Linked DNA regions of Homo sapiens: region 2 is linked to region 1. The links are chromatin loops, found by intact Hi-C in ENCODE. Cell type or tissue: PC-9. All regions are shown on one strand. Links, peaks and the distances in the headings refer to the core of each region. The heading gives the core; the rest is flanking DNA. Region 1 overlaps VWA3A (von Willebrand factor A domain containing 3A). Region 2 overlaps PDZD9 (PDZ domain containing 9).

The links. Peaks named below come from ENCODE experiments on the same cell type or tissue, not always from the same donor. Only the 100,000 strongest peaks of a DNase experiment are listed, where the experiment ranks them.
Region 2: a loop joins it to region 1, with 4 times the contacts of the local background. A loop is called at or near these places in 5 of 110 quality-filtered maps.

Annotation. Positions count from the first base shown.
Region 1 is chr16:22,093,360-22,104,071 of GRCh38, forward strand. VWA3A (von Willebrand factor A domain containing 3A) reads left to right here. Exons shown (of 34, transcript NM_173615.5): 2 at 3,500-3,586; 3 at 4,213-4,336; 4 at 6,835-6,959; 5 at 7,057-7,134; 6 at 10,116-10,170. Among named protein-coding and RNA genes, the nearest start is that of VWA3A, 6.2 kb to the left of the region's middle. In PC-9, for the core only: CTCF peaks have their summits at 5,788 (motif pointing left) and 5,992; a DNase peak (open chromatin) is centred at 5,792; H3K4me3 peaks cover 319 bases.
Region 2 is chr16:21,983,423-21,994,134 of GRCh38, forward strand. PDZD9 (PDZ domain containing 9) reads right to left here. Exons shown (of 4, transcript NM_001363519.1): 3 at 5,180-5,369; 4 at 443-1,238. The coding sequence ends at 845. It overlaps UQCRC2 (ubiquinol-cytochrome c reductase core protein 2), which reads left to right. Exons shown (of 14, transcript NM_003366.4): 14 at 1-238. Among named protein-coding and RNA genes, the nearest start is that of PDZD9, 12 kb to the right of the region's middle. In PC-9, for the core only: no CTCF peak of the experiment used is centred there; a DNase peak (open chromatin) is centred at 4,959.

The DNA.
Region 1 (10,712 bases), core at 1,719-9,718:
ACATGCTGTGGGGAAAGACAAAGCCAGGTGGAGGAGGTGCTGTTTGAGTTAAGGTACTCACAGAAGACCTCTCTAATAAGATTTCATTTGAGCAAAGGCCTGAGGGAAAGGGCTGCGTCCTGTTCATGTCTATCTCCCCAGCACCCGTTCTCTCTGGCACGCAGTGAGTGCTCTATAAATGTTCATGAAACACATGATTGTTTTTGTGTCATATGCTGAAGTGCTTGAAGATGCAGCCCATATTTTATGGTATTCTACATTTGTATAGTACTTCATATTTCACAAAGCAGTTCTACTTTCTCAATTTCATTTGATCCTCTTGATAACAGCATTGAAGTAGGCAGGTCAGTTACTGTTATCCCCATTCCATTCTAAAGATGAAGAAACCAAAGGTTCAGCACTTTTTTGTTTGTTCGTTTGTTTGAGACAGAGTCTCACTCCAACACCCAGGCTGGAGTGCAGCGATGCGATCACAGCTCACCGCAGCCTCAAACTCCTGGGCTCAAGTGACCTGCCCACCCCATCCTCCCTAGTAGCTGGGACTACAGGTGCGCACTGCCATGCCCAGCTAATTTTTGTATTTTTTTTTTTTTTATATAGAGACGGGGTCTCGTTATGTTGGCTAGGCTACTCTCAAACTCCTGGCTCAAGCAATCTCCCTGCCTCAGCCTCCCAATGTGCTGGGATTGCAGGCATGAGCCATTGCACCCGGCCCCGTGCTTTTTCTGGAGCACTATTTTGTTTTGTTTATTTTATGCAGTTCAACCCCTTCTCCATCAGCCTGCACCAGTCACCCCAGAATCTAGCCATGCAGTCCTCTGAATTCATTAAGAGCTGTTAATCACTGGCTGGAAAGAGGGAAGTGAGACACTATGGGGCGGCCAGTGTTCATGAGGCATTTCTATTTCAACAGTCTCTGCCATTAGAGTCTCCCAGGAAAGCTTGCTGAAGTAAAGCCAGTTTTTTTTTTTTTTTTAAAGCATTGCCACATTATCCTGGTGCTTCCCAGAAAACAAAGCATCCTCTGAATAAAAGATTAAAGACTTGAAAGAGAAAAGCAAGTTGCCAAACCATTATTAGGCTGTTTAATTTAATGATTTCACAAGAACACACACTCTAAGTTGCAACTTTATTCAGAGTCTCTCACTTGCTGTGTCTTAGCTGGTATTTTTTTGGTTGCAAATAACAGAAAGCTAAAGGAGCTAGCTGAAGCAAAAAAAAAAGGTAGAGAATTCTAAGAAACAGGGTATCTCATGGAACCCAAGAACAGAAAGGTCTCACACGTGCCTGGGATATATAATTAGAAATTCAAGAACCAAGGCAGGTTGGGCGTGGTGGCTCAACACCTGTAATCCCAGCACTTTGGGAGGCCAAGGCAAGTGGATCACCTGAGGTCAAGAGTTTGAGACCGGCCTGGCCAACATGGTGAAACCCCGTCTCTACAAAAAATACAAAAATTAGCTGGGCATGGTGGTGGGCGCCTCTTAATCCCAGCTATGTGGGAGGCTAAGGCAGGAGAATCACTTGAACCTGGGAGGTGGAGATTGCAGTGAGCCAAGATCATGCCACTGCACTCCAGCCTGGGTGACAAGAGCAAGACTCCGTCTCAAAAAAAAAAAAAAAAAACCAAGGGAGTCTTTCAACCTCCTGCCCCTTCACCTTCCCTTCTCAAAATATTTATCGAGTGTCTGCCAGTCCCTGCTCTTACATAACTTACAGTGTAAGGGGACAGACACACAAATTTTAAAAAATCCCTCTAATGAATGTATCGTTCCAAATTAAGATACCTGCCCTAAAAGAGCATGGTTCTATGAAAGTCTGTATAAAACAAAGGAAACTGAAATATAATGGGATGCTGGAGATTTCCTGAAGGAAGTGATATTCAAGCTGAAATGTCAAGATGATTAGGGTAGGGGAGAAGAAGAACGTTCCAGAGCAAAGACAGCAGCACATGAAAAGTCCCTGTGGTTAAAGGAACTATAGAGAATTCCAGAAACTGGAAAGGGAGGCCCTTGTGGAACACAGAGGAGAGCAGTGGTGAAGTGGGAAATCTAGAGGGGTAGGTGGGAGCAGCCAGACCTTGAGAGTCCTCAGATGCCATCTGAAGGATCTCAGTCTTCATCCTAGAAATAGAGAAGGCTTTGATCAGTTTTAAGCAGGAGGGAGAAAAGGGGGTGTAACATTGGATTTGGGTGTGGATTTTTGTTTATTTTTTAGAAACAGAATCTCCCTCTATTGCCCAGGATTGAGTGCAGTGGCATGATCATAGCTCACTGCAGCCTTGAACTCCTGGGCTCAAGCGATCCTCCTGCCTCAGCCTCCCAAGTAGATGGGACTACAGGCACATACCACCACACCTGGCTAATTTATCTTTATTATGTTTATAGAGATGGGGTCTCGCTGGTTTGCCAAGGCTGGTCTTGAACTCCTGGCCTCAAGTGACCTCCTGCCTCAGCCTGCCTCCCAAAGTGCTGGGATTATAGGTGTGAGCTACCATGCCTGGCCCCTTGATTACTTTCTATTATCCTTTTAGTTCTTTCCACACTTTCCACAATTTGTAATTATTTTATTTAGTTTTTTAATATCAGTCTCCCCCTCTAGAATATAAGCGCTGGGAGGACAAGGACAAAGTCTATCTTAGTGGTTTACAACTAGGGACAATTCTGCTGTCCATGAGACATTAAGCAATGTCTAGAGACATTTCTGGTTGTCACATTGGGAAAAAGTGAGGAGGGATGCTACTGATATCTAATAGGTAGAGGCCAGGATGCTGCTAAACATCCTGCAATGCATAGGACGGCCCCCACAGCAAAGAATGATCCGGTCCAAGAGTCAAAGTGTTGAAGTTGAGAAAGCTTTATCTTGTTCACCATTGTATCCTCAGCACCAAGCACAATGCCTGATACCTGGCAGGTGTTCAATAAGTATTTACTGAATGAATTAATTAAAGAAGAGTTGGCTGAGCACAGTGGCTCACTCTTATAATCCCATGACTTAGGGAGGCTGAGGAGGATCTCTTGAGGCCAGGAGTTCGAGGCTGCCATAAGTTATGTTAGCACCACATTACTTCAGCTTTGGTGACAGAGCAAGACCTTGTCAATAAAATTTTAAAAATGGCCGGGCGTGGTGACTCACATCTCTAATCCCAGCCTAGGTGGGAGGATCACTTGAGCCCTAGAGTTCGAGACCATCCAAAGCAACATAGTGAGACCCCGTCTCTACAGTAAACAGAAAGATTAGCTGGGCATAGTGGCTTGTGCCTGTAGTCCCAGCTACTTGGGAGATTGAGGTGGGAGGATTGCTTGAGCCTGGGAGGTCAAGGCTACAGTGAGCCATGATTGGGCCACTGTACTCCAGCCTGGGCAACTAAGTGAGACCCTATCTCAAAAAAAAATTAAACATGTAGAAAAAGAAGCATTGTGCTGAATATAGATACCCCCCAAAACTATTGTCTGTATGCCACATTTATCCTGTTTTCTGGTATTCTTTTCTTCTTTAGGAAAATAAGCATTGGGTGTTTTGCAATGGCTACACAAACTAGTCATGTCTTCCATGGTCAAGAAAATATGTTTCTGGAAAACCATTGGTAAGCATAGTTCTCTGATTTTTTTTTTTTTTTTTTTTGAGGCAGATTCTCGCACTGTCTCCCAGGCTGGAGTGCAGTGGCACAATCTAGGCTCACTGCAAGCTCTGCCCTCCGGGTTCATGCCATTCCCCTGCCTCAGCCTCCCGAGTAGCTGGGACTACAGGTGCCCACCATCATACCCAGCTGATTTTGTGTATTTTTAGTAGAGACAGGGTTTCACCGTGTTAACCAGGATGGTCTCGATCCCCTGACCTCATGATCCGCCCGTCTCGGCCTCCCAAAGTGCTGGGATTACAAGCGTGAGCCACCGTGCCTGGGCTAGTTCTCTGATTTTGCAAACGAAAACAGCAACAGCATTTTGCTCATGGGAGCTGAGGGTGAGACTGGGTAAATGGTCATTGAATCTTCTTATAGCCACCTGAGGGCTTTAGTTATCTAAATAATAAAATATCTCATGGAACTGGAGTCCACATTTTATCAGGACTCTGCAGGAATCCTTCTCAGTTACTGCACAGAAAAATGTTTCTAGAATCCTTGTAGGGACTAGGGCAAAGAGAGGAGGCACTGGGGGTATCAAACCTATGCCCAGTGCTGGGGCATTGATCAAATTACTTTATGTTTTGTAGCATTAGGAGAAACACTGGCAGAGATTCAAAGAAGCCACTAAAGCAGAAGAATATGAATGGACTTGGGCAAAATTCGGACAATGGATTATTGGTTACACATGTTAACCAGACACAGGACTTACTGGTAAAGACCATGGCACTTTAACTGGGTCGTGATACTACAAATCATTCAGAGAATGCACAGTGTGTTAAATTCTGGGGATTTCTTCCTTCTCATAGGATTCTAGGACTGAAAAAGGAGTAATTAAGCATTTATCTCTAATCCTCTGCCTTCAGAAATGACTGAAGAATCTCTATACTGTTTATATAGAAATTGTTTAGCCTATTTGGCCATGTCACTAAATATTCAGGAGCATGTGAAGACTCTGATCATGTTATCAAGGCCTGAAGTCTTAAGCATTTGATTCTAAAATTCCCCTTCCTGAGATTTGCTTTGCTTTTGAGATTCCCTGAAATCGAGATTCAGAAATCCATTTCAGGAAGTGCTGTTGGACAAATGGGGTATGATAGGAGAATAAACCTCTGACCAGACTACGATTTTAGGCTGACCTTCAATGTGCCTTCCCAAGAGGGTGAGTGGATTGTCTAGAACTCAGAATTCATTCTACCAGGGACACAGTGGCAATCAGTGGTTGCCATGTTCAAGCAAGGCTAGTGCACAACCATGTACCTAACCCACACTAGAGTTTAAATATGATACCTTTGAAATGATAGTCAAAAACAATACAGGTATAATGCTGGCAATTAAACAATCAGAAAAATACTCATGATTTACTTAGGTTCTGGCACTTACAGGAAAGCAAGCTTAATTAAAGGAGACGAGGAAAGGTTGATAGAGTTTTGAGATTCTGAAGAAGTCTTGTAATGGGTTCAGATGTTGATGACATGCATCTTTCCTCTAATTTTATATGAAAATGCATGACTTCCCAGGTGTAGACAGGATCATTCTTATATTTATCAGCCACAGCTGGGGCCTCCTTTGCCTTGCAGATGAACCTGAAGGAAAGAGGGAAAGGATTGCTCCAACACGAAGATCTTACCATTCTCTATGCAAATGAACTAGTAGAGTTACATAATTAGCATGGCCTAAAGTCAAAATCCATAATGTGTTTAATAGTGTATCTTCAAGTATGAATAATACAAAATCTGTGTCCTAAAACATGACATCATTTGAAAAGCAACACAGATGGAAGAAAGGTGAATTATTAAGTCCACCATGCTCACCAGGCACGGTCGTTCACATCTGTAATCTCAGCACTTTGGGAGGCCTAGATGAGAGGATCGCTTGAGTCCCGAAGTTTGAGGCCAGCCTGGGCAACATGGTGAAACCCTGTTTCCACAAAAAAAAAAAAAAAAAAAAAAAAAAATACACAAATTAGTGAGGTGTGGTGGCACGTGCCTATAGTCCCAGCTAATTGGGAGGTCTAGGAAGGAGGATCACTTGAGCCTGGGAAGCTGAGGCTGCAGTAAGCTGAGATTGTGGCACTGCACTCCAGCATGGGCAATAAAATGAGACCCTGTCTCAAAAGAAAAAAAAAAAAGTACCATGCTCGGTGTTTCCAACCAGGGGGAGGGTTGAGTCTGAAAGGTGAGAAGAGTGACATCTAGTGTCCATGTGATAGAGAGCTGTATTTCCCTAGATATGCGACAGGGACCTATGATTTTAGGTGCCTTTCAAGGGCAGGACATTTGTTAGCACAGAATCACATAATGAGAAAGTAATCTTGCCCGTCAGTCCTCTCACTCCTTCATGGAGGTGGTCACAGTTTGGTGCTAGTTTAGAGGGACAACATAGTGCCATGGTTAGAAGCATGACTTGAGCTTTACAGCCTGGGTTTGAATTCCACATCTGCCACTTTCTAGCTGGATGACCTTGGACTGATTACCTAAATTATCTGTACCTCAGTTCCCTGGTCAGCAAGATGGGGTTATCATAATGGAACCCACTTTGTAAAATTAAATGAGTTAACGTACGGAAAGTGCTTAACATGTAATAAGTGCTATCTAAGTATTTGCAGTAATTATGAGAGTGTTTTTCACACTTCTTCAACACTTGCTAATTTCCCTTTGAGACAGACAGCCCAGCAGGCCTCAGGCACAGAACTTAAGTCAAGGTCGCTTGAGCCCAGAACTTCGAAGCTGCAGTGAGCTATGATCACACCGCTGCACTCCAGCCTGGGTGACAGAGTGAGGCCCTGTCTCTAACACGGACAAACCAGGGGGCTGGGTACAGCAGCCCATGCCTGTAATCCCAGCACTTTGGGAGGCCAAGGCTGGTGGATCACTTGAGGTCAGGAGTTTGAGACCAGCCTGGCCAAAATGCCAAAACCCTGTCTCTACTAAAAATACAAAAATTAGCCAAGCGTGGTGGTGCATGCCTGTAATCCCAGCTACTCGGGAGGCAGAGGCAGGAGAATCACTTGAACCTGGGAGGCAGAGGTTGCAGTGAGCCAAGATCATTCCACTGCACTCTAGCCTTGGTGACAAGAGCGAAACTCCGTCTCAAAAAAAAAAAAAGATAGGGTCAGTCTGAGTTGGCGCCCGTTGGGTATCTGTGTGAAGGGAACCTCTTCCTTCCCTCTCTTTCCACTTCACGGTTTGACTCTGGCTTTTGTCTTGCAGAGGCTGCAGGGGAGTGAGACCCAGTCTTCAGATTGGGAGGACTCTGAAGACTGGCTTTCGGCTCACAGTTTAAAATGTCAGAAACTCACCTTGGCTGACCTGATAAGCCAGGGCACAGAAGTGCTGTAAGTCTGAAGCTGTTCCCCGCACCCCCCACAGCTGCAGTGACACATGCAACCCCCTGGGCCCGAGAGATCCCCTCATAAGGCTTTGCTTCTTCAGGGAGGAGGGCACCAATGTCGTGCAGAAAATATGTTTCTCCACCCAGATCATCCGCCATTTTGAGTCAAAGCTTTCTGAGTAAGTATGTTTCTCACTGTCCTCCCAACACCACAGAACTCAAGAATTATGTCATTTCAGTCCGGGCATGGTGGCTTATACCTGTAATCCCAGTACTTTGGGAGGCCGAGGCAGGTGGATCACTTGAGGTCAAGAGTTTGAAACCAGGCTGGCCAACATGGTGAAATCCTGTCTCTACTAAAAATATTTTTTTAAAAAATTAGCCAGTCCTGGTGGTGCATGCCTGTATCCCAGCTACCCTGTAGTCTGAGGCAGGAGAATCGCTTGAACTCGGGAGGTGGAGGTTCCAGTGAGCTAAGAACACACCATTGCACTCCAGCCTGGGCAACAAGAGCATAACTCTGTCTCAAAAAAAAAAAAAAGAAAGGAAAAAGAAAAAGAAAGAATTATGTCATTTCAGTAGCCTGGAAGTAACTTTGTTCAAACAGCAATCTCTGTGGGACCTTGGGCAATAGAGTGGGACCCTGTCTCAAAAAAAAAAAAAAAAAAAAGGAAAAACTACCACTCAGGGAGATGAGCATGTCTCTTCCCACTTCTAGCCCCAATTTCCCCTTTTCTCAAATAGAAAGGTTGGACCAGATCAGTGTCTCTCAGCCTTTTCAAATCCATAGTCTAGGGCCAGGCATGGTGGTCCATGCCTATAATCCTAGCGCTTTGAGAGACCAAGGTGGGAGGATCACTTGAGCCCAGAAGTTCGAGGCTGCAGTGAGCTATGATCACACCACTGCACTCTAGCCTGGGCAACAAAATAAGACCCTATCTCTAAAAAAATATAAAATGAAATCCATAGTCCCTTGGATGACACAGCTTCATCTGGTGTTTAATGGTTAAGAGTAATGACTTTCAATGTCAAATTGATTGCGTTCATAACTTTGCAAATATATGCCAAAAACATGCATGCATCCCCACTCCTAAACCAGATTTTGATAGCACATGTGTATTAGTCCATTTTCATGCTGCTGATAAAGACATACCCGAGACTGGGCAATTTACAGAAGAAAGAGGTTTAATGGACTCACAGTTCCACATGGCTGGGGAGGCCTCACATTCATGGCAGAAGATGAAGGAAGAGCAAAGGGACATCTTACAAGGCAGCCAGGAAAGAGAGAATGAGAATCAAGAGAAAGGGGTTTCCCCTTATAAAACCATCACTCTCAAGCCAGTTAACCAAAAGTCAATTGCTGAATGGCCATTCATGGAATGACCAGTTGCTCAAATTTCTCAAAACCATTTAACTGTAGAATTTATAGTAACTTTTATTAGGTTGGAAGCTTAAACAGGTTTTAAAGAATTCTGCAATGTCTTGGTTTATCAGTTTTAATTGTGAATCCAGTATTTTAAGGAATGTTCAAGTCTATTTAGCTAACTGGTCATTTGGCAAATTGATTTTCAGAGGACTGGCTTTCAGTAAATTGACTTTTAGCAAATTGACTTGGATAGAATCCTGTTGTTACCTTCATGTTGGAGATGGTGAAACTGGGGCTCAGAAAGGTTACCACACCTGTCCAAGGTCACACAGCTAGTAGATGGCAGAGCTGTATCTCAAACACAAACATATTTTATTATAAAGCTCATCTTCAGCTGGGCACAAGTGGCTCACACCTGTAATCACTTTGGGAGGTCAAGGCAGGAGGATCGCTTGAGTTCAGGAGTTCAAGACCAGCCTGGGAAAAATGATGAAACCCCAACTCTACAAAAAATATAAAAATTAGCCAGGTGTGGTGGTGTGCATCTATAGTTCCAGCTACTTAAAGGCTGAGGTGAGAGGATCACCTGAGCCAAGGGAGGTTGAAGCTGCAGTGAGCCATGATCGTACCACTGCACTCCAGCCTGGGCAACAGAGTGAGACCCTGTCTCAAATAAAAAGAAGAAGAAGATAAAAATAAAGCTCATCTTCTTAGCTCTATTCATAACTCATGTATCCCTTATGACTCTATCTACCACCCACTGCCCCATGATCTCATTTCCAAAGACCTTTTTTGTCCCTCTCTAGGCCCCCAAATCTCACCTGCCCCCAGTAAGAACAAGTCAATTAAATTAAAGTGACCTAGTCCTTACCTTGTGCATATGATATATGCTAGTCTTCAACCAGTCATTGCAAGCCAGGCATGCAATAAGGCAAGTTCAAGAAGGTCCCCCAGCTACTTTTCAGAAACTAGGTTTTTTGTTAATCAATCCAGTAGAAACGATTGCTTAACTGCCTCTGTTGTGCCTTTATGATCAGTTTCCAGGAGACTAGGAACAATTCCTTCTGAGAAGACACAGATTTGAGCAAGTGCAAGGGTGGTCTTCCAACTTTCTCGTAAGAACACCCTCCCCCACCCTCCACAGACCTGCCCTCACCGGGCAGAGTGAGCACAGAGTGAGTGAGCTATGTGGAGAAAGGAGACGAGGTTACATGAGCAGGTTGAAGTCTGGGAGGGCCTGATTCCACCCCTTGATCCACCAAACCGTTGTCATTTATCCTGTGCACTGTGTCACCAATAGAGCAGCACCTATACACTCGATCCCTTTCACAATCTCCTTATACCTAGTGCCCTGGCAAACAAGTATCTTCAGTTTTGTCTTTCCTCGATTGTGCCCAGGCTTGAGTGCAGTGGAACAATCATAACTCCATGCAGCCTTGAACTCCTGGGCTCAAGTGATCCTCCCACCTCAGCCTCCTGAGTAGCTGGGACTACAGGCATGCACCACCATACCCAGCAAATTTTTTTATTTTTTGTAGAGACAGGGTTTCACTAGGTTGCTTAAGCTGGTCTTGAACTCCTGGCCTCAAGTGATCCTCCCACGTCAGGCTCCTGAGTAGCCACGACTACAGGCGTGCACTACAGTGCACCTAAAAGGTTCACCACCTTCTTCCAAGAACCTATGCACATTAAAAAAAAAAACAATTATTCATACCTGCCTTTTGTGTATGTAAGTGGCTGTTGCTCAGTGATGACGCTGGCCTTGGGTGATGAGTCTTTCTGATGTCTTGACAGCACTATTGAAGTCTATCAAGAGAGAATTCAGTGGCTCACAGAAAACAGCAAGAAGGTAACGGGCATAGATTTCATTCTTTGCCCCCTTTCACTCATTCCATTTGTATTTGTTAGAACCCTTTCAGTTGCAAATGTAGACCTCCAATATAAATTGCTTAAGCTAAAAAAAGGCATTTACTAACCTAAGTAAATGAAAACCCCAGCCACAGCTGGATCCAGGTGCTCAGATGATGTCACCTCTATGCCTGTGGGCTCTGCTTTCCTGAGTTGGTTTTATTCTCAGGACATCTCTCTTCAGGCATAGGAAGGTGGTGATCAGCAGCTCCAGTAAAAAGGAACTTCACTTCCTGTTCCCTGCACAACTTCCAAATCCTGGGACTGACTCTCATTGACCAATTTACACCAATCATCATAGCCAAGGAGATGAAATATACTATCACTATTTGACTAGGCCTGGAACTAGTGCTGACTTCTGGGGCAAAAATAAAATAAAATAAAAGACAGGGGGGAAGGGGAAAGAGACTGGATTAGCCCCCCAGCCCTCATGGACTGAAAAAGAGAGACAGATGGTTGCATGTGGAAGGCCAGAGCACTGTT
Region 2 (10,712 bases), core at 935-8,934, 110 kb before region 1:
TTTAAAGGAGACAGGAATATAATTATTGAGTATAGAAGCATCAGAAACTATTAAAATTAAGGCTAAGTGGCTATCGGGGTAAATAGTGCCAGATTACTATTGGTGGCGTTTAAGATGAAAGCAAGTTCAAAATTTGTCATTTTGGGTGTCAACAGCTAAATGGTCTGGTTTTTACCCCTGTTTTGCCTTTTTTGCAATAAAATTATTTCCAAAAAACATACATTTCCTATCAATCATATCCTATATTCCCATTCATTCATTTTTTTATGTCTGATTTATCTTCATTGACAGAGTTTTGTTTTTCTCTCATCTCCTGTCTCTCCCTTATCTGTTACTATCCTGTCTCTTCCAAATAATTAACTCTCAATTCAACATTTACAGTAAAAGAAGGGCTAAAAAGGGGAAAAAAAAAGAATTCTAATGTGAATAACTAGCCAAAGAATTATGTCTCTTAGTTATTTTAATTATAGTACTTGAAGTTTACCAAAAAAAAGAGAGAAACTAAATATTTAAAGAAAAATGTAGTGTTTACATAAAGTGACATTCTCTACTATGTTCAGACATTCTGATATTGGATTTCTCTACGGCATTTTCTAAAAGAAAGAAATTCTTCTCAAAAAGGAGGGTCTTATTCTGAAAATAAGATTTGTGAGGCCTGCAAGAACCCAAGGAAGTCTTTAGATAATCCTGTTGAAGAACATCTCTAAAGGCTTTATAACGCAGTCATAAGAGAAGAGAATTGGTGAGTCTACAGACAGTCCTTGATAAGTACAGCAAACTTGTGCCTGGTGAGGCACAAAACTTGGGTGTCTGCAAGATAAATGCTCATATGACCACAGATTTGCTAACCAACCTTTGATACCAGTTGGGCTTTACCCTCTTCAACTTGGGCACAATCTTCCAGCCAAAATGCATCTGAGGTAGAGGAGGTAGAGGAGGAAGAGCTTTCATTGTCTTGCTTCACCATTATCCAGTATGGAGAAGGGGCCCTCACTTCTTTCTTGTCGTCTCTGTGAATCATCACGTCACAATTAATGTCTTTTCCTACACTAATAGTATGGTTCTTCTTCTTATATCCATGCCAGTCTCTGGAGATGGATATTGGTCTCCTTGCAGGGTGATGCACAGTTGACCACGGATATCTATAATATTGAAGTCTTTTATCTAAATCTACATTTTCATTATCATCACTGCTTGTGAAAGATTCATCTTTTGCCAGCTCAATTTTCTTTGGTGTGCTGAAATGAAAAGAATAGTGAATAAAATAGATTCTTCATGTCTAAACATTTATGGTCCCCTAACAAGATGCCTTATAACTTGCTTTGACTCATAAAAGATACAATTTAGCTTTAGCATTACCTTTCTGTGTCATTGAAATGTTTCTCTTTTTTAAATCGTCTTGAAATCTTTTTCCATTTCTAAATGGAAATCAAATTCTGCCTTAAATTACTTCACCATACCTTAAAAAGTTTTGCACAGACTTATACTAGACTACTGACCAGAATATTAGGAGGTGTTAAAGGGTAGGTTAATTTCACTGCAGCTAAAGTGACGGATTCAACCTGGCCATCTCCTGAGAACTCTATTCTTGTGGCTCACGTGGCATTAACACAACATTACTGATTTCCAGAGGAGTCAGGAAGTCAGGAAATAGTGGGCCTTAAGGATCTTCAACATCCTAGTCATTAGTAAGTCTTAGAGTCTTTTTTTTAGAGAGGGTCTTGCTCTGTCACCCTTGCTGGAGTGCAGTGGTACAATCATAGCTCACTGCAACCTTGAATTCCTGGGCTCAAGTGACCCTCTGGCCTCTGCTTCCAAAGTAGTTGAGACTACAGGTGTGTATGCTGTATGCCACCGCACCTGGCTAATTTTTATTTATTTTTATTTATTTATTTATTTTTAAAACAGGATCTCCCTATGTTGCCCATGCCTGTCTCAAACTCCTGGCCTCAAGCAATCTTTACTTTGGCCTCCAAAGTGCTAGGATTACAGGCATGAGCCACTGTGCCCAGCCAGGTTTTTGTTGTTGTTGTTGTTGTTGTTTTTAACTTTCTCCAATTATTGACTTTCTTGATTGTTGAAACTAGGTGGTGCTTGCCTGCTAGCACCTCCAGGTCTCTGAACTTTCCTAATGCCTACAGTACCTGTGCTTGCTTTAACTTTCCAGAATGAATGCTCTGTCACCTGCTTTCCCTCATCCTGGTGCTATTGCCCAGCAGAACCAAAACTAGATCTTTGTGATTACAAATCTCTGGTACATTCTGCCCTGCTAAAAGGAAATAGGTTTCTTCCCTGCCAACCTGTTAAGACTTCTGGTGTTATCACTAATAACCTTGGCAGTCTGCCTGTTGTATTTGCTTCCAATAATTTGAATGGCTTTTCCAAAAGTTTATCTCTTCCAGTAATAAACAGTTGATAATGAGTAATTTTTACTGAGAGCCACTAGTCTTAAATACTGATTTTCTTTGTCTGATTTGCCTTCAGACACACCTAGGTCTTCCTGAACAGCACATGAATTTTTTTTTTAAATCCAAGTATTAGTAACTTTTTTTTTTCAGACTGCAGGGGGAATCCTTGGCAACTCTGATGGTTAGGTAACCATAAAGGACAGGTAAATTGTCATTAGGTAATAAAGCCACAACCCTGCAGAGGTCAGGATTGGCTAGAAACAAACTTTCTATACCACTTGGCCTACCCAGAGCGTTACATGGAGAATTTCTCCAGTGTGTATACCCAGTGCCATTTTCTCCTGGAAAAGTTTATACTAGCTTTGTGAAAGCATCTTTTTCCTTCTTCTTTCCCTGCCGCGTTATACATAAGTTACTAAAATGCCTCAGATATGGGTACTTTGCCTAATTAAGAAAGGGAATCAGCAGGTGCTTGGTATTGTTTGTGGGTTTTCGCCTCTTACTTAAGTTGTACTGTTCTATCTTTTCTTTGCTTTTGAATGGTCAGTCTACCATCCTTAGAATTTAATATTCTGGATCTCAAAACTCCTCCATGTAATGAAAATGCTTAGAACATAGTTGTTATGTAATCACATGAGCCCAGGCTTTTAGAGTCGTGCCCTCCAGTGTAGGAGTCGCTGAGTAGGATTTGATTGTGAGTTGTGATCGTGCTACTACACTCCAGCCTGAGTGACAGAGTGAGACCCTGTCTCAAAAATAAGACTTTTAAAATTAAAAATTAAAAACAAGTGAACCACTGACCACATGAAAGTCCTAGGGCAATTTTAGCAAAACAAGACAGACTCAGTCCCTGCCTTGATGGAGTTCACATTCTCCCAGGGAAACACAGTGAACAACTGATTACACAGATTATTTCATTAAAATTGGGATAAATGTGAAGGAGCGAGCTGTGAGAGCATATGTCAGGTGGACCTGTTTCTAGGAAGACCCCTTGGAGAAGTTACACTGGAGCCTTCAAGGGTGACTACTGAAGAGCAAAGTTACAAACATGTTGCACACAGAGAAGAGCAAGTGCAAAGACCCTGAGGCAAAACAAAAGGCAGAGAGCTGGAAGCTAAAGGGGGCTAGAGAAGGATGGGGAAAGCAGTATGAGTTGAAGTTGGAATGGTTTGCAGAGGCCAGCTGAACCCCATAGAGCATCATTGGCCAATGTGAGGATTTTGACATTTATCCAAAGAACAAAAAGTCTTAAGAGATTTTTTGCAGGAACATGCCAGGATCAGATTTGCATTACAAAAAGATCATTCTGGCCAGGCTTGGTGGCTCATGCCTGTAATCCAACACTTTGAGAGGCCGAGGCAGGCAGATCACCTGAGGTCAGGAGTTCGAAACCAGCCTGGCCAACGTGGTGAAACTTCGTCTCTATTAAAAATACAAAAATTAGCTGGGTGTGTTGGCATGCGCCTGTAATCCCAGCTACCCTGGAGGCTGAGGCAGGAGAATCACTTGAACCCGAGAGGCAGAGGTTGCAGTGAGCCAAGGTCACGCCACTACACTCCAGCCTGGGTGACAAGAGCAAAACCTCGTCTCCAAGAAAAAAAAAATACAGTTTTGGTGATAATACAGTTTGAAAGTAATTAGCATGTGGATAGTCATAGAAACCACAGGCATCAATGAAACTGGCTAGGAGAAAGGACACCAAGAGGAAATGGCCAGAGGTAACAGGAAAATCAGGGGAGTGTGGTGTCACAGAAGCCTGGGAAGTGCTATTTCAAGAAGAGAGTGGGTGGAAATTGTTAAGTGTCTAATGCTGCTCAGAAGCCAAGCAAGATAAAGACAGAAGAATCTAGTGGGATCAGAAGTGTGAAGGCTATGGGTGGCCCTGGGAAAAGGACTCAGCCAAGGGATGAAAGCAAAGCCTAGATTGAAGTGGGTGGAGGAGTGTCTGGGAAGTGGCGTCTTTCGAGGAAACAGAGGTGTCTAATACAGCTTTTAGCAAGTTGGGAGTGGATGCAAAAGACTCCAGTGGCTAAAGAGGGTAGGGAGAGGAGAGTGGACTGAAGATAGGATTTGCCAAGATGGGAGAAGTTTAAAAAGGCTTAGATGTTATTGGGAAGGACCCAGAGAACAAAAAGTTGAATACGGAAAAGAAAATAGGATTTGCAAGAAGCACTTTTTTTTTTTTTTTTTTTTTTTGAGACAAAGTCTCGCTCTATCTCCAGGCTGGAGTGCAGTGGTGCGATCTCGGCTCACTGCAACCTCCGACTCCCTGATTCGAGCGATTCTCCTGCCTCAGCCTCCCGAATAGCTGGAATTACAGGCACGCGCCACCACATCCAGCTAATTTTTGTAATTTACTAGTAGAGACGGGGTTTCACCATGTTGGCCAGGATGGTCTCGATTTCGTGACCTCATGATCCACCCGCCTCAGCCTCCCAAAGTGCTGGGATTACAGGCATGATTCACCACACCTGGCCCACAAGAAGCATTTTTAAGGGCTGACTCGGGAAAGAGGGGCACCATACAGGTAGGCATGGGGACAAAATTCCCAACCGATGACTTGTTTTTTAACTCCAGGTTGACTTCATCGTGCTTTCTCATATTAGATCCTACAGATCTAATACCAGAAACCCAGGAAATTACTCTGACAGTGTCACCAGTCCTCCTGTCATGATCCTTATCATTTGATAATTGTCACATTAAACCATCTATGCCTCACAGGCCCTGGGATTCTGTATTATAACAAAGAGTTCCTAAAATGAACTATTTACCTTGTTACTGGGAATTTGGCCTCAGGGATTAAATCATATATTTCTTGCCATTCTTCAGGAATGTTAATAAAATCTCGGTAAACCTTGATTTGTAGCACTGTTCCAATAGTGATATGTTGCAAAAGCTGTAAAAATTCTCGAAGAGTATATCCTAACACATTGGCATGGCCAACACTAATCAGAACATCACCTGAAGAGGGAAAAAATTATGTATCAGTAAAACTAGAGGTTTAAAGGGACTATATTGATTTCTGGCTTTATTGTGAGGTATTTCATTTTATGGGTTCATATTGTTGATTCTTTTTGAACCAAAACCAGGCTTCAGCCTTTTTTTTTTTTTTTTTTTTGAGATGAAGTCTAACTGTCACCCATGCTGGAGTGCAGTGGCATGATCTCAGCTCACTGCAAGCTCCGCCTCCCAGGTTCAAGTGGTTCTCCTGCCTCAGCCTCCCAAGTAGCTAGGATTATGGGCATGTGCCATCAAGCCTGGCTAATTTTGTTTTTTTTTTTTAGTAGAGATGGGGTTTCACCATGTTGGCCAGGCTGGTCTCAAACTCCTGACCTCAGGTGATCTGTCCACCTCGGCCTGCCAAAGTGCTAGGATTACAGGCATGAGCCACCGTACCCGGCCCAGCCTTTATTTAATAAAGATGTTCATGTCCATGATATGAATGTCCTTTGCATACTGAAGAATGTATGCAAGATGTTTCTTAATAGCAGTATATTGGTAGACATTATATGATGTTTTTGAGACGTTTCTGAAGTTCTTGGTGTGACAGAGGCTAAAAAACATTTATAATCGGAACCAGCTGTTAGGATTCTAAAAATAGATTAGTTTCAGATAAAATGAATGGCTATTACTAGAAAAGAAAAAACCACTTACACTAAGTGGTGAATAAATGACCTACTTTCTATTATACCTGCCTGGCAATTTCCAGTGCCCTCCACAGTTAATAGACCATATTAAACATAAAGCCTTTCATTTTAATTCTCTACCCTTGTGCAGTATTAGTTGAGCAAATAATTCTGTATAAAACATTGGGCAATTAGGCATGCTTTAACTGTAAGATGTGTATGCAGTGAGTATGTTGGTTTAAAGGGATTTGACAGCTAGGTTTCCCTACCTTAGGGCAACGCAGGATAAGGAAAGAAACAAGATGGGCAACCATGCAGCTTCCGAGTCCCTGGCAGGTGGGAAGAGGACTACATCTTGAGCACTAACCCCCGAAACCCCCAAATTGAAGGAAGCTAAAAAGACCAATTTTTCACTTGCTCCAACCTCCCCCATGTCCCCACCTCCAGCAGCTAGGTCATGGACCTGTGAGTGAGATCCAGCTACTTGACACTCCCACCTGGGTCACTGAACCTGGAGGAGGAGATGCAAAAGAGTGACAGGAGCTTCTAGTTGCTAGGGGTAGTTACACACAGCTCTTGGTTCTCTCACCATTTTCCAAGCCTGCTTCTCCAGCCTTTTGGGAGATTCTGTCAGACTCAGTATCCCAAATTCAGTGCATTAACAGAAGTGTTTTCTGTTTTTTGCAATGAGGAACCCTGGCTGCTACAACGGCATTCAGCAAGACTTCAGAAAGGAATACAAAGGATTTGCTTTTTAAGGACCAGCTCACATTGGGCAAAATCTTAAGTCTTCAGATCTTACTAGTACTGACCTTCTGGAGACCCTCAATCAGCCTCATTCTAAGACAGCTGAAGCCTAACCTCAAAGAAGAAAAGGGTCAAGAAGTGCCTTCTCTGATGCATGCACTGGGCTTCAATCAGGAATTACACTGATCCCAAAAGAAGCCTCTAAGGATGCCAAGGACAAATGTCCATAGCTCTAGATCCTATCAGAAACAAAAGTTCCCAGAATTCCAGAAAACAAATACTTACAAGGGTGGAGAAAAACCTTCTACTTTGGTCTTAAGCAGTAGCTGGGGGTAATACAATCAACCATGTATCTGAAGCTCACTTCAGAATGAAACAAGGCTACCTGCAGCTTGAGCAATATGAAACAGCTGCTCATCCTACTGAGGTTAATTACAATGGCAAAACAAAACAAAACAAAACAAAAACAAAACCCTCCCCGGATGAGCTTACTTACCTAATGTTAAAAGCAGTGTTTATAGCTGAAAGCTATGGCTTGGCATTCTGCTTAATTATGTTGTAAAAGTGTGACTTTTATCAAGAGGGCAGAAAATAAACAGCTTAATTTCCTGACCGTTCTGGCTGTAAACCAAACATGTCAGCATGTGAATGTGATTACTCTAGCAATAGATATTAACATTGCCCTTCATACAGAAACACCAATTTCGTACTTATGAACACCAACCTCATTACACCTTTTTTTTTCTGTTTTAATGGGCTATAGGATGACATTATATAAACTTTGTCTCGATTACCTACAGTAAATCAACTTTGCAGCAGCCAAGCCACTACTGAAAAATATTTTATCTTTTTCATCTCTCCCAACTAGGCTGGAAGTTCCTTAAGTTCCTCAAGGCTAAGGACCATGTCTGTGCCGTTCACCACTACACCCCCAGTGCCTAGCTGGGTGTCTGCACACACCAGGCCTTTAGGAACTGCTTAGGCAGTAGCCAGTCCATGACTTGTATTTACTGTTGAAGCTACATTAATTTCTTTTTTTTTTTTTCTCCTGAGACAGGGTCTCACTTTGTCACCCAGGCTGGAATGCAGGGATACAAATACAGCTCACTGCAGCCTCGACCTCCAGGGCTCAAGCAACCCTCCTGCCTCAGCCCCTGGAGGAGCTGGGACTGCAAGCGCATATGCCCACCATGTTGGGCTAGTTTTTGTATTTTTTATTGAAATGGGGTTTTGTCATGTTGCCCCAGCTGGTCTCGAACTCCTGAGCTCAATTTGCCCGCCTCAGCTTCTCAAAGTGCTGAGATTCCAGGTGTGTGCTATCGCACCCGGCCTACATTAATTTCTCAAGACTTAGAATGTCAGAATCTGTTAAGGCCATACTGCCCAAAAGGAACTAAAAGTTTAGCCAGAATAAACTAACACTAAACTAAATTAGGAAATCAAGGTGAAACCCTATCCTGAAACACCAAAGGAGAGAAATTTCAGCACATAGATAAAAGATAATGGGGCTGGGAGGAAACGGGGTCAAAGAAATAGCATGTTTCTACAATTATCATCTCTCGAGATCTTATCATCATTGTCTAAAACCACTGAGTTACAGATTTTAAAGCCTAGAATGATGCCGAGGAGAACTGGCAGGCTTGTCACGAAGAGATTTGGGGCTCTGGACTTCCTCTGTATTCAAATCTCATTTCTAGTTGTTAGGCAATTGACTAGAAAGGTATGGGCTTTCTAGGCACACATCGGTTCAAATCCCAGCTCTGAACACAGACTCAGTTGTGTAACTAAGATGAACAAGTTATTTCATCTCTCTACGCCTCTGTATTTCATTATCTACATTTCAGGAGTGTTGCAAACTTTAAATTAGATAACACGTGGGGCCAGGTGAAGTGGCTCATGCCTGTAATCCCAGCACTTTGGGAGACTGAGGCAGGAGGATTGCTTGAGCCCAGGGGTTCGAGGCTGCAGTGAGCTATGATTGCGCCACTGCACTCCTGCACTCCAGCCTGTGTGACAGTGAGACCATGTCTCTTATTCAAATAAAATTAAAAATTGGAGTTAAAAAAAGATAATAGATGGGGAAATATCTCCCACAATGCCTAGGACAAATATTTATTATTTATTTATTAAGCAAAGACATAACAAATGAGCCACTACTTTAGGTGTGACGGTTAATATTGTCAACTTGATCGGTTCAAAGGATGCAAAGTATTGTTTCTGGGTGTGTCTGTGAAGGTGTTGCCAGAAAAGATTAACATTTGAGTCAATGGACTTGGAGAGGCAGACCCAACCCTCAATCTGGGTAGGCACCATCCAATCAGCTACCAGCAAGGCTAGAAAAAGCAGGTGGAAAAAGGTGGAATGAGCAGACTTGCTGAGTCTTCCAGCCTTCATCTTTCTCCTGTGCTGGATGCTTCCTGCCCTCGAACATCAGACTCAAGTTCTTTGGCTTTTGGACTCTTGGACTTACACCAGTGTTTTGCCAGGGTTTCTCAGGCCTTCAGCCACAGACTGGAGGCTACACTGTCGGCTTCCCAACTTTTGAGGTTTTGGGACTCGGACTGAGCCACTATTGGCTTCCCTGCTCTTCAGCTTGCAGATGGAGGGGCAGAACAATATGGTTTGGTTCTGTGTCCCCATCCAAATGTCATTGCCGATTGTAATCCCCACCTGTGGAGGGAGGGAGGTGATTGGATCACGGGGGTGGTTTCCCCCATGCTGTCATGATAGTGAGTGAGTTCTCATGAGATCTGATGGTTTTATGAGTGTTTGACAGCTCCTCCTTCACACACTCACACTCCCTCCTGCCGCCTTGTGAAGAAAATGCCTGATTCCTCTTCCACTATGATTGTAAGTTTCCTGAGGCCACCCCAGCCGTACGGAACTGTGAGTCAATTAAACCTCCTTCATTTATAAATTATCCAGTCTCAGGCAGTATCTTTACAGCAGTGTAAGAATGCACTAATACAGTAGGTGAGTCCTGGATTTAAAAGATGAAATTCAAGACTGCTTCTAACCTCAAAGAGCCCACTAACTATAGCCGTGCCATGAGATTCTCTGTTGCCCACCTAAAAGCATACTCCTGTCCCACTCTAGCACCCTGGAGTATGCACCCGGATCATCACCCAGCATCTGTCACCTGACCTTGAAGAAGCTGAGAAGCAGCAGCTTCCCCATGGGACCTGTCCTGGAGTTCTTTTGTTCTGGTAAGTCCAGAACTCTCCACCGGCCGCCGTTTATTCTCCACCACCAAGTAGTGATGTGTGGGGAAAATGCTTTGGATTTTAAGGTATAGCAAACTGTTTCATAAAACCATTATGTATCTGCTTTCTTCTTTAATCCATTGCTTGGAACCCTTAGCTGCAAATTAGAATCACCTGAGGAGCTTTTAAAACATAAACTGCCCTGTCCCAGTCCAAGAACGATTGAATCAAAAACCTGTAGGGAGATAGGGACCAGGCATCTTGGTTTTAAAAACTTCCCAGATGATTCTAACAGGTAACCAGAGTTGCAAACCAGTGGCTTAATCCACTGGGACCCCCATACAGCCATCATTTTTTATTAAAACACACACATGCAAAAGTCTAGAGAATCTGTAAGAACAGCCTAAGAGATGATTGCCAATATTTCTGTAGCACTTCAGTTTTAAAAGCACTTTCATAAAAATTATTTCATCAGGTTGGGCTCAATGGCTCACACCTGTAATCCCAGTACTTTTGGAGGCCACATGGGAGGATTGCTTGAGGCCAGGAGTTTGAGACCAGCCTGGACAACATAGTGAGACACCACCCACCCACCACCTCCATTGCCCATGTCTACAAAAAAATAAAAAATAAAATAAAAATTAGCTGGGCATGGTGGTGCACGCCTGAGTCCCAGCTACTGAGGAGGCTGAAGCAGGAGGATCACTTGAGCCAAGGAGTTTAAGGCT